Regions from separate parts of the Homo sapiens genome. Here all the other regions are linked to region 3. The links are chromatin loops, found by intact Hi-C in ENCODE. Cell type or tissue: heart right ventricle. All regions are shown on one strand. Each heading gives the region's core, and the rest is flanking DNA. Links, peaks and the distances in the headings are about the cores only. Region 1 overlaps IL6ST (interleukin 6 cytokine family signal transducer). Region 2 overlaps C5orf67 (chromosome 5 putative open reading frame 67). Region 3 has its middle 37 kb from the start of ANKRD55.

Region 1 (10,228 bases), core at 3,077-8,076, 330 kb before region 3:
TGACACTCCATCCCTACAAAACTTTTTTTAAAAAATTAGCCAGGTCTGGTGGCACACGTCTGTCATCCCAGTTGCTTTGGGGGCTGAGGCAGGAGGATTGCTCCAGCCCATGAATTCGAGGTTGCAGTTACCTAAGAGCGCATAACTGCACTCCAGCCTGGGCCACAGCATGAGATTGTGTTTCAAAAACACGGTGGTGATTAGACGTCTCTTTTGAACCTGCCTCAAGGTCAGAGGTGTATGATTAGGTGCCACCTTGGGCATTCCTTTCTGTCCTGGGAGTAGAAAAAGTGTAAGATTACCTCCCCACGAGCACTTGAGCATGGGTTGTAGATAAATCCATCTGTGTCCCTGCTGGGGCTGATGGAGATATGAGGACTGAGGGGTCCTCCTTGCTTGAAGTCACATCTTTGGCAAAGGGCTGGAAAGAGGGCAGGGAATATCTAGATGTTGCTCAGAGGGGTCAACAAAAATTCTTCCGGCCAGTCCTGAAATACAAGTCTCATTGTAACAATAAGAATTATAGTTTAGTCTGACCCAGAGAACTGAGGCAACATTGATTTGAAAACAGTTTGTGCACACTGCTGGCTCTCCTGGTCACCAGCTCATGCCTGCACGACAAAATTCTACAGAAGATGCTTTTCCTCCAGGAAGGCATCCCGATGAGCACAGCTTTTTGCCCGAACATAAAATGTTTTCTGAAAAATCTTTCCCCAAAAAAGAGGGAGTGCTTTAGTAAAGTACTTACAAAGTTTCTCATATCACAGTTTCTCTCTTCTTATTTATTTATTTATTATTTTTCTGAGACAGATTCTCGCCCTGTCACCCAGGCTGGAGTGCAGTGGCATGACCTTGGCTCACTGCAGCCTCCGCCTCCCGGGTTCAAGTGATTCTCCTGCCTCAGGCACCCAAGTAGCTGGGATTACAGGTGCCGCACCACCACGCCAGGCTAATTCTTGTATTTTTAGTAGAGACGGGGTTTCACCATGTTGGCCAGGCTGGTCTCAAATTCCTGACCTCAAGTGATCTGCCCACTTTGGCCTCCGAAAGTGCTGGGATTACAGGCGTGAGCCTCTGTGCTTGGCCTCTCTTCGTTATTTAAACACAAAAGTTCTGTTTGCGAAAGACCCATTCACTAAAATGACCTCATCCAATGTTAATTTTTAATTTTGAGAATCACACGGAGATCACCAGAAGGAACTGGCATAAAAGGAGACAAGGGATTTAGTCATTATTCCTGGGATATGATCTCAATATTAACTAGGTTAGATTTCAGTGTAAAGTTTTTTAAAGACCATTTTAAAAAGCAAAATGGTAACAGGTTACATTACTGGGATGGGGGGAAAGTCTCTTAAGATAAAAGTGGATACTTAAGGCTTGAATACTGTTTTCCACGACAGCATTGTCTGCTGTCTCTCACACAACTAGATGGAAATGTTAGGAACGAGCTCCCAAAACCTGTGCCTATGATTCACAAAGGGGATCTGGTAATGACGAGGAAGGACCTCAGTGTCCAATTGCAAGTGAAGAGTTGCATGGAACTATCTTCATAAAGTACGAGTGAACAAAATCAATTCTATATTTCTGCATTGTTCCACATCATCTTATTTAAAATATGGATCATAGGCAGACATCTGACTATTTAATCAACATCTGTAAAGCTCACACAGTTAAGCTGTCCAAAAACTTTTCTTGGGATCTTCTCGTTGAGGAATTGGGGGATTGTTTTATACTGGGAGCTGCCTGGTGTTTGGCCAGGGGTTGGTCGTAGCCTGGTTTGTAGGGCCTGAGCCTACTTGCACTTTCTGATGTGTTCTTAAGGCGGAGCCTGATCCTGGTTCACTCCGTCTTCCTCACTAGACAGTAACTTCCCAAAGGGCAGGGCCGTCCTTTTATAACCCACAAACCCAGCGTTTTCTCCTGTGCTGTTGGAAAGTTTGCTGGCCCCTCTTCTCTGGACCTCATTTTCCTCGTCCAGGATGAGGAGTTTGGATAAAATGATTTAATAAGGATCCATCTGACTTTAATTTTCTCTAAATTTTTGCTTTTGGATTGAGTATATATTTTGCTTCAAATGAAAGCTCTTGCCAAGGCACGGTGGTTCAGAGATGTAATCACAGCACTTTGGAAGGCCAAGGATGGAAGATAGCTTGAAGCCAGGCATTTGAGACCAGCCTGGCCAACAAAGTGAGCCCGTGTCTACAAAAAAGAAAAAAGAAAAATTAGCCGGGCATGGCAGTGCTGCCTGTAGTCTGAGCTACTTGAGAGGCTGAGGTGGGAGGATTGCTTGAGCCTGGGCAACAGAGCAAGACTCTCTCTCTCTTGGTTGGGGGAAGCTCTTGCCTGTAGCCAGGGTGGGATGGGAATCAGGAAATGATCCCAGGTTTGAGATGCGAAGGAGGCAGATTCCTGACTGCCTATGGCACTGTGCAACTCTGGATTAGAAGAAACCTGAGACACATTTTAAACATTTTTTAAAATTAAAAATAACTTGTTTATTCACCCACTTACCTGTTCATATAAGCAAGCTCTGCCAAACACCGAGCACTATGCTGGGCCAGGAGAGGACTGAGCTGGGGCCCTCTCTCCAGAGGCCCAGCAGTAGGTGCCAGGATATAGAAGGCCCTTAACTCAGGGGGAAGGAGAGAGAAGAATGGAAGATTTCCCTCAAGAGGGTATCTATTTGAGTTGATTTTTGGTGAACCAGTAAGAATTTCCCAGCTTAACAGGGACTGGGGACTGGAGAACATTCTAGGGGAGGAAATCATGTGCATGGGCTAGGTTAGAAGAAACTCAGTATGTTCTGGAAACTATAAAGTGTGCAGCTGGGGGGTTGGAAAGGTCCAGCGAGGCCCCAAAAGGACAGAAAGCAAATGTGGGGAATGAGGTCAGCACAGCGGGGCAGCAGCAGGCAGCCCCTCTGGGAGTGGCAGGAGATGGAGAGGAGTGGCTGGCGGCACCGTGAAGGTGAGGCAGGCTGGAACGGGTGCTCGCGCTAGGCAGCGGGCCCGGGGAAGTCTGTGGACAGAACCACCTGGGGTAGGACCGTGGTCTGAGCACCCAGGAAAAGCCCCTGCCGGAGATCCTCCTGTCACTAGTTGCCATGGGCTAGATTCCACCATTAGAGGAGTCTTTCTTTGGCCAAAAGAATGAGACTCCAGGGGTCGTGTGAGGGTGCATTCTCAGGAAAGTGGGACACATTGACCTCTTTTGCAGGGGTTGCTCTATAGGGTCAGAGCAAATGTATGTGCTAGTAGGGGTGGGGAGCCAGCCTCGGAGTAAACCTTGAGGGCATAAGGAGAAGTACTGCTCTGGGCTCGAGGCTCAGTTAGGACACTTCAAGGTAGGCAATTGCAGGGGGCTGCTTGAGGGCACAAGGTGCCCCATATTCACAAATAAGGGTGGTGGGGAGGGAGATGAGGGGAAGAGAAACTCAGAAGAGTTTGAAGGGCCTGGGAAGCAGGTGTGCATTCTCCTTAAGCTAGCCTGGGCATGACGTCATCAAGAATTTTGCTTAAGTGGTTGGGTACAATTGGTGTACACATCAAAGAATGCGGACTTTGGATCAGGTTGGAGTTGGAACTCCACTGTTTGTCAACCACATGACCCCGGGCAAGTTATTCAACCTCTTGGAGGCTGCATTTGTAAATGGTGCTGGTATTTACCTCATAAGTTTCTAGGATTTCATAACCCACAGTAAACACTTCATAGATGGCATATATTTGCTCACCTTTGGACACCCTGCTCCGGCATGTGGCCCCCAGCAGGTGATCAGAAAGGTCTGCCGGTTCATTTGAAGAGGAGCGGCCCCTCACCCCCAGCAGCAATGTCTAGTCTCGATTCTGACCGTGGCAGTTAAAAGTTTCTTGGAGGTCCTTTCCTAGGCACTGATGCTGGCTGGGTAGCCCTGGTGTTCGTATGTCTAGATTGAACAACTGGCAAAATCCACACTGACTTTGACCTGAAGAGTGGCTGACTTTTCATTCTCAGAACGCTTATGCAGAATTATGGTTTCTATTGTCAGAATCTCAGTGCCTTTTTATTTAAATATTCCCCTTCATGCCATTCCTTTAAAAGCATTATCCCTCTCATAAAGCTTATAGAGCCTATTTCCAAGAATTTTCTATAAATTCATTTAAAAGCTATCATTAGTCAACAGGCTGCTTCTGACTACAGGCAAGACTGCAGGGAAAACCTTTTCCTACGGGGAAGGGACCCAGATGTATACTTAATAGTTGTGTCTTGGACCTGTTACTAAGTGAAGATTGTTCTAGGAAAGTAGGCCTGGACTGAGGTATTAGATTTCTAATCAACAGGCTGGTCTCATTCAGAGTTTGAACCAGCACTCTGGGGGAGAAACCACTTGTGGCCGTTGAATTACTCTGGCTAGCCTGTCTCAGAAAGACCATCCACAGCCAGGGCTAATGAGACAGTTGAAGAAAGAGAAATACTTTACCTGAGGGTTTTGGTTTTTTTTTGGCTTTTATTTTTGTGTGTGTGGATTACCACCATATAGCTCACCATGTTATCCCAGAAAGACTACAATTTCATACAGAATGCACAGATGTTTAAATAAAAAGCCATTTAAGTGAGGGGATAATTCTCACTAAAAAAAGCTCAAAAATAAGAAATGACAATTCTAGATACACTTTTTTGACATGTAAAATGACATAACCATAGTCACAGGGAATAAAGAATCAGGTTTGAATGTCCACAGGTTTCTAAAACTAAGCTCTGGCTTCGTATCTGTTGAAAATCTTTAGCGGTTGGGGAAAATAGCTATATTTAAAAACAAATATTGAATTTTGAGTTGAAAGGTACATTTTCCTCCCTTGATGGAGACAGAACTTTTCTATGGAGAACCCAAGCAGCCTTTCCATGATCTTACTAAGTTGTCCAAGAGCCAACCCCGATCAGCAGCAACAGGACTCAAGCTGTTCACCCTGCTTTCGAGTTGGCTGAGCTTCCTGCTGCTTTCACACATTCTTCTTTTTCTACCTCAGTTCCTCTTTGCTTGTAGTCTTTCACTCCATTAACTTGCCCAAGCACTGGACTTAAGTATGGAAGAGCCTATACGCAGTTGTAATATATTTCGTATTTTGAAAGTGTAGAAGTTTGTATTAATTTAAAAAGAAAAAGCTTAAATGGAAAGTTAAGCAATCCTGAACAAGAAAACTCTCTCACTGCCTTTGGGCTAGAGAAAGAGTATGCTCTCAAGGAGTTACATAATCTTTTCCAAAGCAGGATGGACTGTATCTATCATACACATTAGGATAAGATGAGCCACCACACCTTAAAGAAATCAGGCTTGAGCCTATACAAGCCATAACCAAATAGAAGATTTTAAACAAAGGAGCACATAGCCCAAAGCTGACATGTTATTTCTATAAACTCTGGTATATATGTGAAGGAGTTACTGTTGGCTGGCTTGTGGGTTTTTTGACTCACTACATTTTTTTAGACAAAATCACAATGTGAAGGCACATTAATAGTTGAGATTTTCTTTTCCTTCCAGGTGGACTTGCTGACTGATTAGTTTCATATACTACTTAGTAACCTCAAGAAGTAGCAGGAGGATGCCATGTATCAATCTTGAACTTCAAGTCTCACTGCAACAAGGATGGAGACTCCAGCAGAGTGCAGGGTGGGCACAGACAGGCCACAAGATGGCGCAGCACCTCCATACTTGGGCTCTTGACAACCAAGTAGGTTTTTTTTTTTTTTTTTTTTTTTAATGTCCACTAGGAGGGAGGATGCTACGATTTCAGACCTCAGCTATTAAATAGTAAATCTGGAAAACTAGTGGATAAATTTGCCATCTCCATTCTATGTTATTAAGACCAAGATAGTGTACTGGTTTTCTTTTAAATCACATTCCATTATGTCATTTAAAATGTCACAAAACCCACACGAAGCATCTCATTTACACTAAGATGCTTATTTAGCTAACACCACTAATGATAAATGCTGTTACAAATATGCATAGTCAGATGATAGTAACCACATACAGAAAAAAAATTTGAACAAGTATTTATTTCTTAAAATTTACTTAAGGGATTAGAGCTAATATATAATAGAACATTTAATATAACATTTGGAGTTATGTCAACATAAAAATAGCTGTGGTTACAATTAGCACATGCAATTCACTGCAAAGGTAAAAATACATGCTATACTCTAGACAAGCCTTCCAAATGAAGTTAGAGTAGATGGGGTAAAACAGCAAGTGAACATGAAAGGATTGCACTTAGAAGAAAGTGGGACATAGCTAGGATATAAAAGAAACATACCTAATGCTAGTCAGTCACTGCATTGTCCTACTAGCAAATTGCACATTTATTTTTAGAGTATATTCAATACACATACATATTGAGACTAGAGAATTTTCAAATATCTACCTTTGAAATATCCCTTTGTTTCTAACACATCACATTATGGTATTAATGTAACAGCACTTAAAACCTGTAGTTATCATTCAAAGCTTGTGTTCAAGAGATAAAAGAACATCATTCAGACAAAGCCTGTGTTCAAGAAATAAAAAAAACATCTATCACTATCGGCCTTAAATGCATCTCATCACACGACCCATCAACTTTAATGAAATGGGTAATGAAGTTAAACTAACCAGTTTGTACAAACTATTGACTGAGAAAAAGCCCTTAAAAATTTAGGAACAAATGAGCAACAGAAGAGCTCACCCTGAGCTGCCACCTTTTAATTTTTAATGCAATGTATATGAGAATATCATGCTAATGCACATACTAGTAGCATGTATGATGGAAAAAAATAGGTTAATGCAAAAGATAATACGCTTGGCTTTGTAAAGTTTTGTTTTGACTTACATCATCTGAATTCTGTTTATCGAGTCTGAAAAGGAACTGCTGCCAAGGACCAGTCCAAAGAAGAATTAGGCTGTAAGACTGCTAGTTCATACCTTCTTTGAAATCAATGACAATGTCCAATTTTAGGCTAATCCTAAAACACTTGCCATTTTATGACTCCATATTCTTTTAATTTACAGAAAAGTACAAATTTTTTAGAAAGTAATCTTATCAGCACAATATAATCTAACAATACCTGTAATAGAAAGCTATCCCAGTAAATTTTTTTTGAACAATTGAACTTTTGTCTTATGCAGCTTATAACTTTGTTATTTTATTCATCTCAACAAAATAAAACTTTATTGAAACAAAAGTGTATGGTTTAGGAATATGCTCTTAATAACAACTGAGCAAAATTAGAATGATGTGGACTATAACAGAATGAAGGAAGATCTCTCCTGCTTGATGTACTTGGTCAATATATGTTAGTAAACAGAAATATTTTAGGGAATTCTATGATTATTCTACTTCTACATTTACATGTCATGGTTTTAACTAGTTAAATGGGTAGAAAAAAGACATCTTTAATAATTGATTTCTATTTCTCAAACTAGATGCTCTACTTTAAATATGAGCTTTAATGAATGTTTTGTAACATTTTAAAGTTGTAACATTTCTAAGTATACTCCACTAACTTCACAATAAGAGCTAGGGTCACTGGATGACTTCATGTGGTAAAATCCCTTATCAAGGAATAAGGCTGAAATTTAAATGAACAATTAGGTAGAGAAGAGGTATGAACACAGAACATGTGAATGAAATTTGCTTTTTTTCCTTGCTGCTGTTCCCGAGTGCCGACTGATCCATAGTAAAAAAGGACAAGATTAAAATTTTAGGTTTTAATGGTACAAAGTGTGAAGTTTTATAGTTTTCTAATAATTATTCAGTATTATCCCTTTCAGAGATGAGGGTAGGATACCACAGACATCAGTAACTGACAAGTTATAATATCAACACATGTAACATTTGGGTCATTATTTTATAACCCTAAAGGGAGCAACTGCAGGTGCAGAAGCAGTGAGTGAACTAGTTTTGTCCAGACAAGGTTTTCTGATGTGCTATTACTTTAAACACCACTTTTGGACACTAAAGATTTAAAGTGATAAAGCCACTAACTAACTTTATTAGACTAGTTTTTACATAAATAACCAGATTTCTTTGCCTACCTAAAGTACAATTTACATGCATCAACACATAGATTATTCTAAGACATGCTTGGGAAAGTAATTTTGAATGTAAAAAGTTTTATAATTTATTTTCTCCTTAGGGCAGGTGTACATTACATATTAGTGCTCAAATATATGTTCATTTCCAGAATGAATTTTTGCACAGTAATCATATATCCATTTAATATGTATAAAGTGTTCTTGGGGATGGGGGTATATTCACTCACTGTACCATGTTTTATACAGGCTTCAACATGCAAATTTGTTTATATCATGGCCTTCAATGATCCTCCATTCTCATTCCTGTAGATTAAGAGTTCATATTGTATATCTGACCCTGAAATGTACAAACTTCACACTACAACATTCTTCATGACACTATTTGTTATGAGGAAAGTTGCAGCTAAATATTAGTCATGTGACTTAAATTTTGAGAAAATGGAAAATGTAATAGGTATAAATTTCCTGACACATACAGCAAGACAAATCCAGCCCAGCCTTTGATGATCAACTTAAAAGCTGGAGATGTCATTATCTTGTTGTGTAAATTTGGGTCTATCCCTACCTTTACTTCTCTGTGCCTGATTTTCCTCATCTACTTTGAATTCGTCATTCTATTAATCTACTTTTGCCTAAAGTGGGAAACTGAATATATCAGAATGAAACATCTATTTTTTTCATAAAGAAGATCATATAATATGTGAAAGAACTTTGAAAGGATGAGGCATTATATAAATGCAAGAATATAAAAGATAAACAGGAAGTCTAATGTGAACAATATTCTGAGAGTAAAAAGTGTAATTATATTTCCATTGTAAATGTATACCAAGTTTTCTTAGCTTTCTATTCTCCAATAACCTCTAGAAACTATTCTAAGCATGCCTGGTTTCTGTAACTTAAATATGGCATAAAAACCTGTTTCCTTTGAATTCACTTGATAGCAGTAGTCAATCACTAATAACGCTTGCTAATTTCCTCTTACTTTCTAAGAAAACCCCTATATTTAGCATCTGCTTCCATATCGCACGTGGTGGTTAGGGGACAGCATAAGTACACTAGCGGCTTTAGCACTAAACTCGAGGCCTGGGTCACTTCTCCCTTGAAGAAAAAAGGTTTTAAAAATTCCTAAATCACAATGTAGAACTAAGTTCCACCCTACCTCAGAACTGCAGACATTAAAATACCATCTCTTTATTAAGTGTCTCTACAATAATGATATTTGCTAAGAACAAGATGTACATTTTTTGGGGTTCTGTTTTGTTTTGGCAAATATTGCCCAAGTTGTCTTAGTGTGCCTCAAACATTTACTAAAAATAAAAAAATTTAAATCTTTGCCTACTTATTTAAAAATAAAAAAAATACTCAAAACAAATTTAAGCTGAAGATATATACTGTATAAAGTGTTCATCTACCCAGTACTCTGAAGTCTTAAGAAAAGTCAATGATATGTGTGTGTATATATATATATATATATACACACATTAGCAATTTAAGCCTTTTAACATGCCAATTTTTTAGATGCTTTATTGGTTTTTTTTCCCCTTTACTACTACTTCCTGTTTTCCCCTTTACTACTACAATTTAAGCCTTTAAAAATGGCAATTTTTTAGATGCTTGAGATAGTTTGGGGGATCCCTAGCTCTTATCATGGCACTCTGTTGAGTTTGTGAAATGCATCTTCAAAGAGGTTGTCAATAATATGCAAATTTTTGAAAACTAGTGAGATTACTAATTATTGATGAATAAAAAATGAGTACTTTTAATCTGCCAAGTTAAAGCTCTAGAATTCCTTTTCTCCAGTAATAACTCGCAGCATCACTACCAATGGAAGGGACCTAAGGAATACCGTGTACACTGATATACACGAAGCTGCTCCTCATTTTTTTGTCAGATTACAAAAGCTGGGCTCATGTAGTTATGGCCTATGGACCTCTTTTTAAGTTATTTTAGCAGAAGTAGATGATGGTCTACACCTTGCTCCTCTTTTATATTAACTGTCCCTAAGCCACTCTGATGACTATTCTAATCAAAATCAGTATAGCTGTGCTCACTAAGCATATCACTGCTTATTATTCAAATACCTTCTGTTTTCTATGTAGCAAAACAAAAAGTTTTATAAATTTCAGATAAGCTTTCTGTTTTTCTTCAGTGCAAACATCCTGAAACAGCACAAAATCATTC
Region 2 (10,228 bases), core at 2,436-7,435, 320 kb after region 3:
TTATAAAACTTTATATTGAGCATCTCAATGGCAGGAACTTTGTCTTGTCTATCTTTGGGTCTTCCTTAGCTCCTACAAATGCTTAATTGATGTCTAGAGGGGAAGAAGAAGGAGAGGGTAGAAGCAGAGAAAAACAAGAAAATAGAAAACACAGAGTGGGAACAAGGAAGACAGGCAGGAGGAAATCAGCTGGAGAGGTAATATTCCACAAAGATTCTCTGTCCAGCTTGCTTGCTAGAAACCTAGAACTTCAGTGGCTAAGTCAATCTCTGAACAAGAAGAGGCATTGCCAAGAAGCCTGGGGGAACTGAAAGCCAACCCCAGGAAACTAGCCTGCAGAGTAGAAACAAGGAGTGTGCAGTGTTGTTTCTAGACCCACACAAGAAATTGATAATAACTTCAGTAAAGTCAAGGCTTCTGATGTGAAGATACGTTCATCGGTTTTTTGGACTGCTTAAAGACAAGGCAATAAAACAGATCTTGAGGACTCAATTGACCCAATACTGAAAAGAAGTTACTAAAGATTTGGTAGCAGTAGATGATCACGTAATTGTGATTATATGTCACTCTGGTGCACTGGCTTGCAGGAGGTAAGACTGTGAGGTGGCAAGGAAAGAGAATAGCGGTTCTGGTTCACAGAGCACTAACACTGCATTGATAGCAATGATGGAAAATGATATTTTCCCAAATCGCTGTGGTCTGCATCTTCTAAAATCTACTATTTATTTTCTCCCAGTCAAAGTTTACCTCTATTTGACTTTGTAGGTTCTTGAAGCTAATAAATTATGGAACTACTTGCCTAGAAAAATATTTTTGTGGAAAGAATTGTAATCTAGAGGAAACACTCACTGACTGAATTCCAACAAACCTGTCCAGTGGTATGGTTGAGTTCTTGCCCTCTGCCCAAAGCCAAGAGATTTACCATGAATAGAAACCATTCAAGGCTCTTAATTCAACATTCTTGAACTGTGCTGCAAATTTGGTCCTCCCATAGGAAGGTGGGGTGAGGGACAGGGAGGGTTAGAAAAATCTTTTTATCTAGCCATACTGGAAATGTTTTGTTTAGTCTGGAGAAACCCAAATGATATAGTTTTTCAGATTCTGTACTTTTTCATTTTGGCTTTGTTTGTGTATGATATGTGCACCAAAAAACCGTCAAAGTACAAAACTCATTCTAGAGCAATTTAAAGTCTACTCATGCTAAACAATGAGTTAAAAGAGTGTGTTGCTTTTCTGTAGTTCCTTTCAAGCAGAACATTAAATCTCTGAGTATTTTCAGAAATTTCTGCAAGAACTCAGTCAGACAGTACTTGTCCCATTTTCCCAATGGAAAAATATTTTGATAAATCGCATAACATGGCCTAATCTTTTCAGTAGAGTCCTCATTTCCTGCCCAATTTTCCCCTCTACTCACCTTCCACCAACCCCCAAGAAAGGCGCCCGTCACCACGCCCAGCTAATTTTTGTATTTTTAGTAGAGACGGTGTTTCACCATGTTGGTCAGGCTGGTCTCGAACTCCTGACCTCAAGTGATCCACACGTCACAGTCTCCCAAAGTGTTGGGATTACAGGCATGACCCACTGTGCCTAGCCTGATTTCTGTCTTTTGTATGGCTGCATAGTATTTCACAGTTTATATGTACCACATTTTCTTTATCCAGTCTGTCACTGATGGGCATTTAGGTTGATTCCATGTCTTTGCTACTATGAAAAGTGCTGCAGTGAACATTTGCATGCATATGTCTTTATGGTAGAATGATTTCCATTCCTCTGGGTATATACCCAGTATAGGATTGCTGGGTCAAATCGTAGTCGTGCTTTTAGCTCTTTGAGGAATTGCCGTACTGCTTTCCCCAATGGTTGAACTAATTTACACTCCCACCAACAATGTGCAAGTGTTCCTTTTCTCCATATCCTCACCAGCAGTCTAGACTTTTTAAGGGTAAGTTAGACTACCTACTTATATCTGAAAGTAACTAGAAAAGCCAAGGTATCTGCCACAGAATTCATCCATAGGCAGGCAAGGAAACAACAGAGTGAATTTCAAGAGTCAACAATGAGCAGGAATAAAGTTGCTTTCTATTTATACCCTACCAACTTCAACTTGTTCAATAGACTGCTTACAAATATGTACTACACACACCCATACATATACTATACTTCTATTCTCATGGATACTTTTAGTCACCTAGATTCTCTGCAAAGACACAGTACAAACTGATAAAAGCAGTTTCCCCTGGGAAAGGGGAACAGATGGTTTTGGAGCAAGAGTGAGAGATACCTTAAATTATGCCTTTTGGATTCTGATCATAAACACATAGTTTTAAAAATTCATTTAAATTCAAAATATTTTAACTAGTATGGAAAGTAAAGCAAATAGAAAATTAAAATAGGAAAGTAACGTGGAGCCAGGCATAGGTTAGTTTACTAAATACATAGCATAAAGTCAGATAAACTTGCTATGGAGTAGAAGGCAAATTTGGCTCTAAGTCTCTGGTTACCAGCGTGAAGAAAGAAACAGCACGATTTCCACTGTTCATCAGGAAAAACAAACCATTTGCTCAGGACAAACAAAGCTACTTCTAGAACTAAAGCCAGAGTTAAATTTCTCCTATGGATTCTCTCTTTTGAGTCCCCAAAAGTAGTGAAGAATACCTTCCCTAACCTCATTATTATAAACACAGGGCAAAACTAATAGCGTTGCCAATCTTATGATGTTTGTTATTATTAGTAACAGGAGCTAAAGGTGATATGAACCAGGGTTCATTATTGGCTTTGTAGGTGAATTAATAAAATCACAGCAATTATTTGGCTTTAGTAGAAGTAATGAGAAGAAAATTAAGTGGTCTTGTTACCAGTGGAAGAGACCCAAGTTACCGGCAGTGAATCCATAAGGGGTCCACAGCAACTTCAGTTCTTGCCTCCTCTGAAGAAAGAATTTGACTGAGGGGCATATAGCAGAAGAAGAGACCAAGGCAAGTTTCGGGGCAGGAGTAGAAGTTTATTTAAAAGGCTTTAGAACAGGAAAGAGAGGAAAATTCGCTTGTAGGAGACCCAAGCGGGTGCTTGAAGGTCCAAGAAAGAAAAGAGAGCAAAAGAAGACAGCAAAAAAGAGGGGCCTTTAACCTTGATCCTAGGACTTTATAGGCTTGCCTCTTTCCCAAGATTTTTCCTTTAGGGTGGGCTTTCCACATGCCCAGTGCTTTCCTTACCCGTTGGAGTTGAGAATGCACAATGTATTTAGGGAGTTATACACATGCCCATCTAAGGCTTTCTTCCCTTTTCCGGTGGAGTGTGCCCCCAGAAGATCATACTTCACCATTTTTGTCTCTTAACACGCATGCCCAGGAAGTTGCTTCTCCCTGGGGCCTGCATTCAATTAACATTTTGAGGTTAACAGGTGTGGACCATCAGGAAATGGCCTCTCCCTGGAGCTGCCAAATACATATTTTTAGAGAGGCAATGCAATAATTGCCAAACCATCACCCAACATTTCTAGTGGGTTGGGGGAGAACCCTGTCCTGCCCTGCTCATGCCTAACTACCTGTAACAGTCTATGGCCCTGAATCATTAGGCTGCTCCTACTTGAAATTCACTCAATCTTCAGAGTCAGATGCATCCAACTGTCCATCAAAGATTTAAGTTCACAACAGGTTGTCTTCAGATAATATTTGAGCTTTGAGGCCTGTGCACTGTGCAATGAATGAATGATATAGTTGCACAGAATGTTCACCTAAATATCTTCACTACAAGCCAAAGTAAATGTGAATCACCTACCACTACTCGCATATGTGAATGGATAAAATTAGAAAGACTGACCACACCAAGTGCTGATAAGGATGTGGAGGAACTGGAACTCTTATAAGCCACTGATGGAAACACCAGATGATGTGACTACTTTGGAAAATTGTTTGACAGTTTCCTTAAAAGTTACACATACAGCTACCATCTGAGCTAGCCATTCTATCCCTAAGTACTTACCCAAGAAAAAAGGGAAAATGGCCAGGTGCAGTGGCTCACGCCTGTAATCCCAGCACTTTGGGAGGCCAAGGCAGATGGATCATGAGGTCAGGAGTTCGAGACCAACCTGACCAACATGGAGAAACCCCATCTCTACTAAAAATACAAAAATTAGCTGGATGTGATGGCATGCACCTGTAATCCCAGCTACTAGGGAGGCTGAGGCAGGAGAATCACTTGAACCTGGGAGGCAGAGGTCACATTGAGCCAAGATTGTGCCACTGCACTCCAGCCTGGGCGACAGAGCCAGACTCTGCCTCAAAAAAAAAAAAAAAAAAAAAAAAAGAAAGAAAGAAAAAGAAAAAAGGGAAAATGTATCTATACCAGACTTGTACACAAACAGTAGCAGCTTTATTTGCAATAGCAATCCATACATCCATCAACAGGTGAATGAATAAACAAATCGTGATATGTACATACAATGGGACAACAGTAAAAAGAAATTAACTATTGATACATGTAACATCAATGCTTGAGTGGTTCTTATGCCTCAAGAACTTTACACTGTTTCATTTAAGTCCCATGTCCGCCCTATAAGGTAAATACTATTGTTCCCTCTTTGTAGACTTGAGAAAACTGAAGGTTAGAGAAGGTCAGCAATTTGTCTGGGGTTACCAGCTGATGAGTGGATGAGACACAGACCAAGTCAGTCTGACACAGTATTCACACACACTGTGTAGCAGGGAGCAGGACTGCTTTGATCGCCTTGGACCTAAGAACCCCTTCAAGGTGAGGTAGTACCATGCAGGAGATGACCTCCAACAACCAGAAGGGGCTCAGGGATGGTGCAGAGAAGGCAACTTTGAAAGAGGAAGACATTTTTTCTTTCTTTGGATAATGCCCAGATGACTCACCCTTTCTCCTCTCTCAGCTCCAAATCTTCATGTCTTAATCTTGATGTGTCAGATCTGGGGACCTATTGGAGTGCTCCCCAGAGAGGTTGTCCTTCTGTCTCAAAGCACAGGTTAGGACAAGCAGCAGCTCTATTTGGGCATCTATTCCTGAAGCGAGCTGCAATTTGATATTCTTTTACTGTTTACTTCTGCTTTAATTACAGGGTGGGGGAAAGAGCTCCTAAAATTTGCCAAAAACTTTGGTGATTTTTAAAAAGTCCTTCTTTACTTTCCAATTATTCAACTCTGCTGGGAAAGGCAATAGGAACGCTTTTGGAACTGAGTTTGCTGCTGAGTTGCCAGGGTTTCGAGATCTCTGCAAAGGTCATTGTTTTTTGTAAAGGTCATTGTCTTTTCATGAAAACCCCGGCAAAGCATGCCAACGCAGGAAAGCCACCAGCTTGCCAAATGTCCGGTGTCCCAGTCACCTGCTCTTCCTGCCCTAGGAAGGATGTGAGATGATCTCTGGAGTAAAGACATCAGATGGGGTTTGTTCCTTTCTTGCTCTTAAATCAGCTGCAAAATGCAAGAACAAAGCACACACAGGATGATTCCCTGAGCCCTGTGCCGCCTCCTCGTTAAAGGCCAGCAGCTGCTGGGTGTTGCACAGAGCGAGATAAGCAATACGACATTTGTAGCCGTTCACATCCTGAACGTAGAGCATTGTGTTCTCAACGGAATTTCTGAGGCTTCAAGCCCTGAAGAATACCCAACAAGTGAAAATACAGAGAAAGGGTGTGCTCTGCTCAGGGGTCCTGGGTGGGGTGGGGGATACACAGCAGGAAGGGCAGGCAGAATCCAGCAACCAAGTCACGAGTCGCTAGCTCTTCAGAAAAGTGGCTCTGCTGACAAGAGAATTAGGGCAGGATGATTTTGGCAAGCCCCGTGTTGTGTTAGCTGCGCAAACTTTTTCTGTTCTCTTATGCAGCCTCTTAACAACTGGGTGGGGGCATCTTTTCACATTTCATGGAGAGGCTGATTCTTGTCAGATGTTTAGCAAAGGGCTTCCACATTAGGTTTATCAAGCACACACAATTCCAGATGCAACGCGGAGTCCATTTAGTTTGAGAAGATTAAAATGTGCCGTTTCCTGCCATTGGCAGCATTTTCATTTTTCCTCTTTCCTTACAGTTTTCTCACATTACTTGAAGTGATTCTTACCCTTATCTTTACACTGTGTTTTAAAGAAAATTATGGGGGAGAGGAGAAAAGACCCAGAGTGTCACCGGGAGCACCTGACAGGAAGCCGCTAAACTGTGTGAGCACCTCCTGATTGGAGATATTCTCCTCCCCGTTGGATGCCTCTGATTTACCTCTCTATGGACAGATACTAATTTCAAACCCATGGCCATAAGATTATTTCAATGACTTCCCTTCCATCTTCCTGCCTCCTCCAATAGCCTCGATGTCCTTATTCCTCCCCCCAACAAGCCTACCTCAGTCACCCACCATCAACAAACACAAATGCAGCTCTCCACAGGTCTCTCACAAAGAGTCTACACAGATCCCACACCAACCAACTCCTACACCCAAGCCAATGCCCCAAGAATGTTATCATCATCTGAGAGAAGGGCTAGGACAGGCCACCCAAATACAGTAGTGACTGTACTGTACTGACAGAAGCAACTCAGGATATATGTGTTTGTGTGTGTGTGTGTGTATCTATATATATATATATATCTCCATATGTTCTCTTCGAAGGAGATATCCCTAGAGAAATATATGTGTATAACTAAATATATGAACACTTTCACTTAATGTAGATTTAAATATATGTAGATACATGTATATATATTCTTTCCCCTATCCCATCCATTCATTCATTTATTCAACTTAAATTCATTTAGTGTTTACTGTATGCCAAGCACTGTTCTAGGCAGTGAAGACTCAACAGGAAGAAAGAGCCAGGTGAAGACTGGCTAGGCAGTGAAGACTCAACAGGAAGAAACCGCATTTCCTGCACTTTGATAGGAAATGTTGGTAATCCTACATTTGGTAGAGTAAGACAAAAATAAACACATAAATGTATATTTCAGGTTATGATAGGGGATATGAAGAAAAAGCAAGCAGGGAGGTAGGAAGTGATGGGGATTGAGGGTGATGTTTTAGATGGGTGGTCAGGGAGGCCCTTGCTCAGAAGGGGAAGGCTGAGTGGAAAGCTGAAGGAAGCGAGCATGAGCCATAAGGACATCAGAGTGGACACCCAGGGAGAGGAAAAAGCACGTGCAAATGTCCTGTTTGGGAGCATGCTTCTTACTTTGAAGAAGCAGCAAAGAGGCCAGGAGTAGAAAGAGTAAAGGGAAGCGGTGGGAAATGAGGTAATAGAAGCGGGGCCCAGAATGAGAAAGGCAGACTCTGGCAAGCTCTGAACAGAGGAGAGGCACCATCTGATGACTACTGGCATAGCAGGATGCCTGCTGAGTAGGAAGAGTTTGAGCAGTCAGGGACAGAAGCAGGGAGCCTAGTTTGGAGGCAGCTGCAGTAATCCAGGTAAGAGGTGATGGAGCTGGGATAAGGTAGCAGTGAGAGAGGTGGGAGTGGAGAGTTTCTGGATATACTGAGAAGAGAGAGCTTCAGGAAGTGCTGATGGACTGGGCTTGCGGGATGGCCTTGGTCCTGAAACTCCTGGCAAGGGAATAGGCCCAGCTGTCAGCTTAGAGAGTGCAAATGCATCAGAAATCAAGGCCTCTTGAATTCTGGCTCTTACGCAAGAGGCAAAGACCCCATTTATTTAGCACCTACTATGTGTCAGGTGCTGCCTTAGGTATTTTCACAGAAACTTCTTCCTCACAAATCTTTGAGATGGGTTTGACTACTTCCACTTCATGGGTAAGGAAACCAGAATCTCAAAGAAGTTCAATCAGTCAGGGACGGAGATCTGAACCTGTGTCTACCAGTCCCCAGGGCTGTTAATCAGAGACCTTTACAGAGGGAGAGCCTAGCAGAGTGGCTTGGGGGTCGGGGGTCGCTGCAAGCTCAGCAAAGGGAGGCACCAGAATAAGGGAACCCTCACACCCTCCCAGGCAGCCACAGCTTCGCACCAGAGCTCCAGGGTGGAGCTGCAAGTCACGGGTCTGACCTAGCACCAAGCTTCCTCAATAGGATCCAGGATGTAGCTGCTGGGGCTGCAGCCACCGGAAGCAGGAAAACCAACTAGGGACAGGCAGGAGATCCAGTTGACCCATCCAAGCCCCAGGCCCGGCTTTCCTGCGTGAGAGGGAGGGTGCCACCAGGTGCTGCCCACAGCCCCTGTAGTCAACGCCCTTCAAATTTAGTTTCCACATTTCAGCCTCCACACACCAAAACTTTCAGCTAGCCATCCTGGGAGGAGCCCCTAGGTCGCTGCCTCTGGGCTGGCTGGGGCCGATTGGAGGAAATGGGCCTGCACTCAACACTTGTGCACCTGCACTGGGCGTTGTGTATTTCTCCTCTGGTTGCCAGAGCAACAGAAACAACAGTGGCTGCTGAAACCCCCTTAACACCACAGCCCAGGCTGACCCTGACCAATGGCAGCCAGACCTTGCATCTTGGCCTCTTCCCTTTCCTCTCACCCCCCTGAAAGTATCTCCTCTGAAACCAAAAACTTAACCGGCCTCTTTCACTGAGCTGAAATGGTTCTCAGAGCTTGCCCAACTCTGAGCTCTTCCTGACACGCCTGGGTTTCTGACTGTCAGCACCCCAGGGAGAGGGTGGGACGCCCAGATCCAGGCATGGAGCAGAATGTCGCCTAGGGAGAGCGCCGGGAGCCTCCTCCTCAGAACCACTGCGGAAGCTACTTTACTGCAAACAACCTAAGTAAAGTGGGCAGCTTCCCAAGGTGTGGCCCCAGCTGCTGACCCCAGAGTTTGTACTCAAACACCCGTGGGCCTGGCTACTGCCCTTATTGACAAATCCAATCTCATCAGATGCTCTGGGGCTGTAGGTCTTCATTCCATGTCAGGAATGCCCCGCTTTGAGAGGACTTGTGATTGTGGTAATTTATGACACCAGCTGCTGTGAAAATGACTGGGGAATGGGCAAATTGCCCTGCCTGTAAACTCACAAATGGACATCCAGGACCAGAGATGCCCTCGCTCGGAAGCAAGCACCCATATCGCCCTGCCTCAAACTGTGGGGTGCTGGGCTAGCTCACGTTTCATCTCTCAGGTTGCTGTTCAAGTTGCAACCAGAGAATTCCATGTGCTCAGCTGGGAAACAGGACACCAGGGTCCTTCCCTCCATTCTGTGAGTATCCACCACAGGAGGGTGAGGGAAGAGGGCACCTCTATGCTGTTTTTTTAGTTATTTCCACAACCCCACAAGTTAAATATAGCATTTTCCACATGTGTACAACTGAGAAAATCAAAGTTCAGTGAGGTTAAGTGACTTGTCTGAGATTGCACAGTGAGCAAGTAGCAGGACCAGGATTTGAATCCAGATTTCCTATCTCACATTATACTGTAGAGGCATATTTAAAGTCTTTAATAAAGGGCTCAGTTCCTTGATTATCCCACACAATAAACAAAATCATAGGTACTCTATTAGTTTGCCAGGGCTGCCATAACACAGTATCACAGTCTGGGAGGCTAGCAACAGGAGTTTATTGTCTCACGATTCTGGAGGCTAGAAGGCCAAGATCAAGGAGTGGGCTACTTCTGAGGCCTCTCTCCTTGGCTTGTAGGTGGCCATCGCCTCCTCCCTGGGTCTCCACATGCTCTTCCCTCTGTACATGTCTATGTCCTACTCTCTTCTTATGAAGACACCAGTCACGTTGGTAATCCTAGCGGGATAATTCCAGTGACCCCATTTAACAATAATTACCTCTTTAAAGACTCTCTTCAAATGCAGTCACATTCTGCGGTATCAGAGATTAGGATACATGAATTTGGAGGGGGAAGATACAATTCACTCCATAACAGGTACCAAGCCCTGTCTTTTCAATGCTTGTTTTAGCTCCTCAATAATAAAATATAACAACAATATTCTAAATATAAATAAATATGGTAGGCATTCAAATGATCATGAAAAAAGAAGGCTTTTACTAAAAGTTAATTGTCTTTCTTTTTTTTTTTTTTTTTTTGAGACACTGTCTTGCTCTGTTGCCCAGGCTGAAGCGCAGTGGTGTGAAGCTCAGTGGTGTGATCTCAGCTCACTGCAACCTCTGCCTCCCAGGCTCCAGGAATCCTCCCACTTCAGCCTCCTGAGTAGCTGGGACTGTAAGTGCATACTACCATGCTCAATTAATTTTGCTAATTTTTGTATTTGTTGTAGAGATGGGGTTTCATCATGTTGCCCAGGCTGGTCTCGAACTCCTGGGCTCAAGCAATCCTCCTGCT
Region 3 (10,228 bases), core at 2,680-7,679:
GTCCTGGCTTCAATGTTGCCTTCTTCATCTCCAATTTCATTCATTCATTCATTCATTCATTCTTTTTTTTTTTTTTCCAAGACAGAATCTCTCTCTGTTGCCCAGGCTGGAGTGCAGTGGCATGATCTCGGCTCACTGCAACCTCTGCCTCCTGGGTTCAAGTGATTCTCCTGCCTCAGCCTCCCTAGTAGCTGGGACCACAGGTGCCACCGCCACGCCTGTTGAGTTTTTGTATTTTTAGTAGAAAGCCATGTTGGCCAGGCTTGTCTCGAGCTCCTGGCCTTAAGTGATCCTCCTGCCTCTGTGTCCCAAAGTGCTGGGATTACAGGCGTGAGCCACCACACCCGGCCCTTTCTTTCTCTTTTTAAATATAATTTTGTCATCTTTCTTCTAGACAATAGATTATCCCTTTAAAACATTTTTCTTGTAAGACATTTACTTTTGTTAAATGGTGAAAAGTTAACAGTTTCTTATCTAGATTTATAAAGATTTTTTAAAAATTTCAACTTTTATTTTAGATACAGGGGTACATATGCAGGTTTATTACATAAATGGACTGCACCCAGGTCATGAGCATAGTACCCAATAGGTAGTTTTTCACCTCATTCCCTCCCACCCTCTCCCATCTAGTAGTCTGCAGTGTCTGTTGTTCCCATGTTTATGTCTATGTATGTTCAATATTTAGCTCCCACTTTTAAGTGAGAACATGCAGCATTTGGTTTTCTGTTCCTGCATTAACTCACTTAGGATTATGGCCTCCAGCTCCATCCATGTTGCTGCAAAGGACATGATTCATTCTTGTTTATGTCTGTGGAATATTCCATGGTGTATATGTTCTACATTTTCTTTATTCAGTCCATCATTTATTGGCACCTAAGTCAATTCCATGGCTTTGCTATTGTGAGTAGCATGGCAATGAACATATGAGTGCATGTGTCTTTTTGGTATAATAATTTATTTTCCTTTGGGCATATACCCAATAATGGGATTTCTGGGTCGAATGGTAGCTCTGTTTTAAATTCTCTGAGAAGTCGCCAAACTGCTTTCCACAGTGGCTGATCTAATTTACATTCCCACCAACAGTGTATAGGTATTCCGTTTTCTCTGCAGCCTTGCCAGCATCTGTTTTTTTTTTTTTTTTTACTTTTTAGTAATGGTCATTCTGAATGGCGTGAGATAGTGTCTCATGGTGGTTTTGATTTCCATTTCTCTGATGATTAGTGATGATGAACTTTTTTTTTTTTTTGAGATGGAGTCTCGCTTTGTTGCTCAAGCTGGAATGCAGTGACGCGATCTTAGCTCACTGCAACCTCCACCTCCCAGGTAGGTGGGTTCAAATGATTCTCCCACCTTAGCCGCCCAAGTAGCTGGGATTACAAGTGCGCCACCACACCCTGCTAATTTTTTTTTTGTATTTTTAGTAGAGATGGGGTTCCACCATGTTGACTAGGCTGGTCTCTAACTCCTGACCTCAAGTGATCCTCCTGCCCAGGCCTCTCAAAGTGCTGGGATGACAGGCATGAGCCATCGCACCCAGCCAGATGAGCATTTCTTCATATGTTTGTTGGCCACTTGCATGTCTTCTGAGAAGTGTCTGTTTAGGTCCTCTGCCCATTTTTTAATGAGGTTATTTGGTTTTTGCTTGTTGATTAGTTTAATTTCCTTATAGAGTCTGGATATTAGACTTTTTTCAGATGCATAGTTTGCAAATATTTTCTCCCGTTCCCTAGATTGTCTATTTACTCTGTTGATAGTTTCTTTTGCTGTGTAAAAGCTCTTTAGTTTAATTAGGTTCCACTCATCAACTTTGTTTTGGTTTCAATTGTTTTTATTTCCCTCTCATTTCTGAAGGCTTTTTTCAAGGAGGCCCTTCCATAATCCTAACTTCCATGTGCTTCTGTCACCTGACCACCATTATCCACCCACTAACATCCATGCAAAAAGGGTGTGCAGTGGCAGCAGGGTAACTCTTGGGACCCCAATGAGCTTTGTGCATTTTCACTTCTCAGCCTGTGTGTGCTCTCCCTCTCCTTCTCCCTCCTTCCTTGGAAGGTCTTCTCCATCCTCTCTTTACCCCAAACCACATCTACATCTCCAGGATCCCTCTTCCGTGAAGGTCTCATCCATCCCATGCTGATCTCCCCACTTTGAACTCCCTTTGCTCTTATGAGGCATTACAGATTGCTGGATATTTAAAGGCATGGTCTTTGGTGTCGGACAGCCTGGAATAAAATCCTGGCAAATGATTTAAACTTTATGTGGGTTGGTTTCCTTACCCCTAAAGTGGCAATAATTATAGTACCTACTTAATAAAGTTGTTTTGAGGATTCAACAACATGATTTATATAAAGCATTTAGCACAGTCGTTGGAACAGAGTAAACACTCAATACACTGCCACTATTACTATCCTGATCAGTATTATCAGTAAAGAGATTACTTGATACTTCTTTATTGCTTGTATCGGATTGGGCCTCATCTTCCTAGGTAGATAGCTTCTTATATTCAGGGACTGTGTCCCATGTTTCTTTGCTGCAACCCTTGCATTCATTGCCTTATATACTCCCTGAACATGGCAAGTACACCACAACTTCTTATTGCTTGATCAGTCTTGTCTAGTATTAAGAAATAAAACCGATCTTTGGTTAATTTTTAGTAAAGCCACATAGACACTGATTGAGGATGCCATTGCCATGTGCCAAGAATATCTACAAAGCTTTCTGATTAGAGACAGTGGCCCATTCAGAATTCACAGAGTAGCCTGTCTGACTGTAATATACATTTTATTTAATTTTTTGAGACAGGGTCTCGTTGTTGCCCAGGCTGGAGTGCAGTGGTGTGATCTCGGCTAACTGCAGCCTCGACCTCCTGGGCTCAAATGACCCTTGCACCTCAGCCTTCCATGTAGCTGGGACTACAGGCATGCACCACCACACCCATCACACTTGGCTAATTTGTGTAATTGTTCTTTTTAGAGATGGGGTTTTGCCGTGTTGTCCAGGCTGGTCTCAAACTCCTGAGCTCAAGTGATTTGCCTGCCTCAGCCTCCCAAAGAGCTAAGGTTATAGGTGTGGGCCACTGTGCCTGATTATAATATACATTTTATTAAAACAAAGAGTTCATATCCTTTTTAAAGTTTATTTTTTTTTACTGTAAGTTCTGGGGTACATGTGTAGAATGTGCAGGTTTGTTACATAGGTACACACGTGCCATGGTGGTTTGCTACACCCATCAGCCTGTCATCTACATTAGGTATTTGTCCTAATGCTATCCCTCCCCTAGTCCCCCACCCCCCGCAACAGGCTCCAGTATGTTATGTTCCCCTCCCTGTGTCCATGTGTTCTCATTGTTCAACTCCCACTTATGAGTGAGAACATGAAAGTGTTTGGTTTTCTGTTCCTGTGTTAGTTTCCTGAGAATGATGGTTTCCAGCTTCATCCATGTCCCTGCAAAGGACATGAACTCATCCTTTTTTATGGCTGCATAGTATTCCATGGTGTCTATGTCCATTCTATCCATTCTTTATCCAGTCTATCATTGATGGGCATTTGGGTTGGTTCCAAGACTTTGCTATTGTGAGTAGGGCTGCAATAAACATACGCATGCATGTGTCTTCATAGTAGAATGATTTATAATCCTTTGGGTATATACCCAGTAACGGGATTACTGGGTCAAATGGTATTTCTGGTTCTAGATCCTTGAGGAATCACCACACTGTCTTCCACAGTGGTTGAACTAAATTACACTCCCACCAACAGTGTAAAAGCATTCCTATTTCTCCACATGCTCTCCAGCATCTGTTGCAAAACAAACAGTTTATTTCCTATACAATTTGCTCATTGTCTATAACATTGGGAAATAAAGGAGAAAAGTGTGACAAGTGACTAAATAATTTCAGTGATGACTAGGACATTTGTGAAGTTTATCAGCCAACAAAACATAATAAAATTGAGTTGGTCCCTAGTCTCCCAAATATCCCCTCTCTGCAGCTCTGGAGGGCTGTGACGTCAACGAGGAATAATGGCTCGCGTCCACGGTTCTGGTTGTTTTCTCCTTCAGTTTTCACAATTCTTTTTTTTTTTTTTTTTTTTTAAGTGCTAACCTGCTTTCTTTCTCTCTGCCAGGGGTGGATGTGATTACAAAGCTCTTCTCAGCCTCAGGTAAAGATTATTGTTACCTGTGGTCCTGAGAGACCTGGCTCTATTTCTCAAACCTTTTGTATGTGTGCTGGGAAACCCTAGGGTTAAATGTCACTTCTCTAGAGAGCTGGGGGAACTTTCACCACCACAAAGTGGCCTAATCCCACGCTCTGTCTGAGGGTTTCTCTGGAGTCCCTCTGCTGGCCATGAGAAACAAGAGCAGAAAGCAGTTCTTTAGAATAAGAAACCCAGAATTTTGTATTTGAAAGTGATACATAGAGATGTAGAGAGGCAAGACTTTTCCTGCTCAGCAAAGGGAAGTCACACTCAGGTTATGATCTAAAGCAGTGAGACTAGGTGCAAAATCAAAATTAATTTAATACAGGGTACTGGAAAAAAATAATTCCTTTGAGGAATAACTGGAATGTACAACTAATGTTTGGTTTTTAGAACAAGGCTGGAAGGCATGTTCCTTACCCACAAATACTCCGCCTTTCCCCCAGGTTGCTTTGGTCTGGTCTAATTCATGAGTCAGATTACCAAGGTATCATACAAATAGACAGACGCCATACAGATACCAAACTGAACCGATGGAATCAGACACTTGAGTGTGCGCAATTGATGCAGCACTCTGATTACGGACTGGGCTTTGTGGTCCATTGGCCCTGGGTTTCATTAACTGTCCAGGCTCCCTCCAGAGACTCAGGGCATGTTTTGTTGCTGTGGGTGGTGCTCTTGCTCTATCAAAGGGACCGCAAGAGAGTATGCGCTTCAGATGATGACCAGTATAGGTGCTGAAGGACTTCTTATACAAAAAGAAGCAGCTCCTGGTGTTTGTCACCAAAAGGATGAGAAAAAGAGAAATGAAAATCAACCACATATGCAACAATGTCATATCTTCTCGACTCATTTTCTGATCAAACGAAAATGAAAATAAAATCCATGCACTATACAATGACTTAGAAATATCTACCAGCCCAGAGAAGTAGATAAAGAGTGAAAATATTTCAAAGGAGATGGATGAGAAATAGATGGCACTTGGTGGAAAGTCCTGACAATACAGCAAAGGAGAAACTGGTCACTTGTGTTTAGGAAAGGGCAATGTACTGAGGGGCCTTGGCCATCCCTGAGGTGCAATGCATGACAGCAGCCAGTGGGGGTCAGAGGTGCTCCATGGCTTAGAGCGCCTTTAACCCTCAGCCTGCAAATCCTGCGCACAGGAGACCAGCTGGACCTCCTTTGGAGCTGGTACTTCCCTCCAGGCAGAGCAGAACTGTGAAAACATAGGAGGTGGTTGATCTCATATGCTTTACCACAAGCGCACTTTTGACTTCAAGACAGTTTGCTGATTTTATTTTTTCTTTCACTTATTCTCTTCCCGTTTCTCTTGTTCCCAGCAAAAACCTCTCTGTTGATCATGGATACAGGACAGTCATCTCTCTGAGTTAAGCATGTGAACACCCAAAATCAAGGACTATAGCCTGTTTCCTGAACCCTTATCTCTCTAGGGTACAGAACTTTTTTTAAGTCACTGGCAGTTTGGAGACAATGCTTAAGTGGGTGGGTGGTTCTGGTTGGTTTATAGGTACACACGGGCATCCGGGCTGGAGGTGGCTCACACAAGCTCATGAGAGCCAGTTGTGTAATCTCTTCCCTGCCCCTAGTTAAGTGATGTCATGTTGGTAGCTTGATGTTGGCCATGGTGGGAGTATTTATGCTACAAAAATGGCCATTTACTGCAAATCAGGACTACCCCTCTCCCTGCAGCACCCCAGAAAGCTGGTTGTTAAATACAATGAGTACACCAATGGCCCCAGGGCAGGTTTAAGAGTCAGAGAAGGTATAAATTGCTGGTCAGGCCTGGTGGCTCATGCCTATAATCCCAACAGTTTGGGAGAGTGAGGTGGGAGGATCACTTGAGCCCAGGAGTTTGAGACCAGTCTGGGCAACATAGTGGGACCCCATCTCTACAAAAAAATTGGCTGGGTGTGGTGGCACACACCGGCTACTAGGGAGGCTGAGGCAGGAAGATCACTTGAGCCCTTGAGGTTGCAGTGAGCCATGATTGTGCCACTGCACTCCAGCCTGAGTGACAGAGCAAGACCCTGTCTCAAAAAAAAAAAAAAAAATTACTTAGCCTCATGTATGTTCATGTTCAGGCCACAATGCATCTAGTGAAAAGAAAAAGGAGCAGTGTTTGATTAGCTGAGAGGATCTTCCAGTATGAACCATTCCAGAAACTATAGTCAACAATCCTTTAAAGATGCCTTTCCTATTAAGGGCAAGCAAGAAATTAAATAAAATTTTTGTTTGTAATTTTTAACAGTTGAATTGCAGTACTAAGTGGCTCATGAAGCCATGCAACATCTTTTTCCTTTCAATTTTGAGCCTTAGGAAAAATGTGAGCTTTCTTAGAAAGCTTGTAACATCAGATTTATCGTTTTTATGAAGCAAAAATCCAGAATAAAAACAGTGGCCACCAGGAACCATTGAACAATACATGTTTGCTCATGTCATGTTCATGTACAACTCATGGATTTAAAGGCATAAAGTTAGCTTTTCTCAGAGAAAACACTCTATCACATTCATGGATTAACTTTCACCCTGGCCAGTCTATCAAAATTACTGGAAGACACACACATTCAAGGAGTTTGCTGTATTATAACATTTGCAACACTTTCTGCAAAGGAAATAGGTTTAAGTCATTAGATCACAATATATATTTTTATCATTAATGAAATGTTTTCAGATAGATTATCGGCCCCATGGGGTTTCTGGCCATGCAAGGAAGATGGCTAAATGGGGGTGCTAGCTCTCTGGGCTTGGGAGATGGAGTAAAAGCAGTGGGCAGGAGGGCTGAGGAAATAAGTCATTATAATGAGGCGGTGGGAGCCAGGTTTCTCACTGCAAGAAAAGAGTAATAAACATAGGAAAGAAGAAAGCTAGAATGAACGCTGTGGTCTATGGGATTAGGATGAGAAGTTTTGGTGTAAATTTAGAGTTTGCACTATGTGGGGTTGGATAAAGAAACAAAACGTTGATATACATTTCTGTGAGTCTGTGCATACACTTTATATCTTCATGTGTGCGTATGTATACACATTCACACATGTACACAAATACATACATTTCCTAGCTTTGTACTAGAGAGAGCTTGGGAGTAGTGAAATCCAATAACAAAGATCCTACCTAGAATTTAGTTTCTAAATATTATACTATTTTTCCATGAATATGGACCAGAATTCCTTGGAGAAATGGCCGATCTCACAGGTGGACCAGGAAAAATATGCCAAGTTTAAAATATCTTGTTGTGCCAGAAGGTAAGAAAGTAATCAAATAATGATGGCAACATAGAGGACATGGGACAGCCGGAAGGGGTGCCAGCTGGCCCAATCTGGGATGATTTGTGTGTCCAAGTAACCACAGTATTAGATTATATCCCATTGATTAAAATAGATATCCATGAGTCTGTCCTGATATAACAAGCAAATGAACACATAAATGGAAAGAGAATGCTCTTTCCTAAAGTAGAATGCCAGCTAATGAATGCTGAAAAAATTAAGGACTTAGAGCAATTTGAGAACCATAGTAATTATTTTAGGCAAAATGCATCAATAGATTTGAAAGCTGGAAGGTGAAAGTTGAGTAAAGAATGGGATGTTTACACAGTCTAGGGGTATCTCTCCAGGAAACACTTGTTGACTGCAAAGTAAAAAAAGGTAATTGGTGGTAACTGGGAGATACAGGGTTTCTTTTTGGAGTGATGAAGACATAGTAGAATTAGATCATGGTAATGGTTGCACAACATTATGAATTTACTAATAATCACTGAATTGTACACTTTCAAACAGTGAATTTTATGTTACATGAACTTATCTTTAAAAAAATAAAATTAATTTGACAAATCAGTTACATACTCTAGGCCTGGGGAAACAACAGTCAAGAGGTAGAGTTAGCAGAACCAAGTGGCTCAGAGGCGGACCCATTGACTGAGCTCAACCCCCTGGAGATGGGCATCGCCTGGCTGTTGCTAGTGCCTGCCAGGGGGAATGGGAGGCTGGTTCTGGGGCTACTGAAAGCTGGAGCCAACTATGCTGCTGGAGCAATACTGCTGCTGGAGAGACACTCCCAGAAAGTGCAAAGACCAGGAAGGAGGGTCCCTTTCCTTCCTCCCAACCTCCAGTCACACTCTAAGGCTTCTGCCGGCAGCATCTAAGGGGAAATGAACCAGATGGCTTACCATATCCAAGAGCAGAGTATAGAAAGGTGGGCTTGGATCCAAGAGACAATAGATAAATAACCAACACGCAGAGAACAATGGAGAATTAACAGCTCATACAATGAGGGGAGAGGATTCTTTTCTCATATAATTATTTTCTTCTCTAAAAGAGTGATTCGTTAGATCTTAAACTAAATGTTGCTTAATTTTAGAATAACTTCAGGAATATTTTTATAAATCAGAAAAAAATCTTATTCCTTTATATATGCTAATTCTACATCTGAAAACATTTTTCGGTTCTTACATTGCTCCCACCTCCTTGACCCTTAGGTATAATGGAGAGAATTCTGCATCCTAGTATGCATACGCATTCCCACCTGGGTGCCTTTGCTCTGGGTGCCTTCCCACCCAGAGGCCCTTCTTTCCTCTTCTCTGCCTGAGTTCTATTCTTCTTCCATCAATGAAGCCTTTTCTGTGCACATCAGTTAACAGTGACATTTTCTTTCCTGCTTCTGAGTCCTCATGGGACGAATTTCCAGGTTATGCTTGGACACACTGTCTTGAGTAACCAGCTAAGTTTTCATAGATGTGTGCTCATGTCTATTTATTACATGGATGGTTCCTGACATGCCCAGACAGTGTGAAGCCTCAATGAATATCCGTTCATGACTGAGCCTCTATGGACATTTGAGAACAGCTTTAAAGTGAATAACTGTATAATAATTTTATGGAAAATATTCAAATTTTCCAGGAAAAGGGATGATCGGATGACAAGAACACCTCTGTTTCTGTCCCCATTATTTCTACTAGTCATTCACTTTTGCATGAGCCAGAGTTGATACTCTTATTAAATGCTTGGTGTTTGGAAAAGTTTGTGAGGCCAACATTTGCCTTAGGTACTGGTCAGACAAAGCTGAACCTGATGAGAGAGAAGAGGTCATCAGATTGCACATACTTAAAAAGTAAAGAAACTCTAGGTAGTCTTGCCTCCCACCCAGGCTTAAAGAGTTGGCATCAAGGTGCTCAAATGGACCCAACACAGAGACTGGCGATGCTTTCAGGTTTGGTTCTGTTTGCTGCTCTTATAAACTCATTTTGTGTCCAAGTGGCTTGCTCTGTCAGATGAAACCTTGGAAAGGTAAAAAATCCTTCTCAAGTCAAATTTTCATCTTCCTTTGAAATCTCTGAACCCATTAACTCGGGACATTAACCAGCACTTTCATGTTACCCACCTGAGACCACCTCTTGTTCAGCATCAACCATCTTTTTTTTTTTTTTTTTTTTTTTTTTTTTTTTTTTTGTGAAAGAGCATGCTTTATTTGGAAGCAGAGTGCTGCACAGTGACCGACAGATGAAGGCCACCCATTGGGCACTCACACATCGTACTCCAAAATACACACAGGATGCTTTGCTAATAAAAATCAATGGGAACAGGGATTCCTCTGGGCAACTCCCCCAACCTCATCCCTTTCAGGGGTTGGGAAATCTCCCAACCATCTTCCTGATGGCAGCGGTGGTTCACTAGAGATAAAGCCCCTCAGGGATGCCTTCGTGTTTCTTATAAAGAACACTTTCTATAGATTTTTTGAAGTCTTCATTTGTTGCTTTCATTCTATGTTCTCTTAAGGCCATCAGACCAGCTTCTGTACAGATTGCCTTGATGTCAGCACCAGAGAAGTCATCTTTAGCCATGATCAAGTCGTCCAGGGTTACATCATTGGCCAGTGTCATCCTGCTTGTGTGAATCTGAAAGATGTGCTTCTTAGTCTTTTCATCAGGCAGGTGGAACTCGATCTTCTTGTCAATGCGGCCTGGTCTGATAAGTACTGGATCCAAAGTTTCTACTTGTTTTGTGGCCATGATAACTTTCAC

Evidence for each region. Hi-C counts contacts between places; a loop is a spot of excess contacts. Peaks named below come from ENCODE experiments on the same cell type or tissue, not always from the same donor. Only the 100,000 strongest peaks of a DNase experiment are listed, where the experiment ranks them.
Region 1: it touches region 3 in a loop (6-fold over the local background); 35 of 110 quality-filtered maps call a loop at or near these places.
Region 2: it touches region 3 in a loop (2.4-fold over the local background); 10 of 110 quality-filtered maps call a loop at or near these places.

The regions. Positions count from the first base shown.
Region 1 is chr5:55,930,632-55,940,859 of GRCh38, forward strand. It overlaps IL6ST (interleukin 6 cytokine family signal transducer), which reads right to left. Exons shown (of 17, transcript NM_002184.4): 17 at 4,464-10,228. Among named protein-coding and RNA genes, the nearest start is that of IL6ST, 59 kb to the right of the region's middle. In heart right ventricle, for the core only: CTCF peaks have their summits at 5,658 (motif pointing right) and 5,884; a DNase peak (open chromatin) is centred at 5,650; H3K27ac peaks cover 577 bases.
Region 2 is chr5:56,580,751-56,590,978 of GRCh38, forward strand. All of the region lies in intron 1 of C5orf67 (chromosome 5 putative open reading frame 67), which reads right to left. Among named protein-coding and RNA genes, the nearest start is that of C5orf67, 20 kb to the right of the region's middle. RefSeq lists enhancers at 8,050-8,129, 8,260-8,519. In heart right ventricle, for the core only: no CTCF peak of the experiment used is centred there; DNase peaks (open chromatin) are centred at 5,501 and 5,781; H3K4me3 peaks cover 1,324 bases; H3K27ac peaks cover 2,454 bases.
Region 3 is chr5:56,265,422-56,275,649 of GRCh38, forward strand. It overlaps the pseudogene PSMC1P4. Among named protein-coding and RNA genes, the nearest start is that of ANKRD55, 37 kb to the left of the region's middle. In heart right ventricle, for the core only: CTCF peaks have their summits at 4,341 (motif pointing left) and 5,288 (motif pointing right); a DNase peak (open chromatin) is centred at 5,320.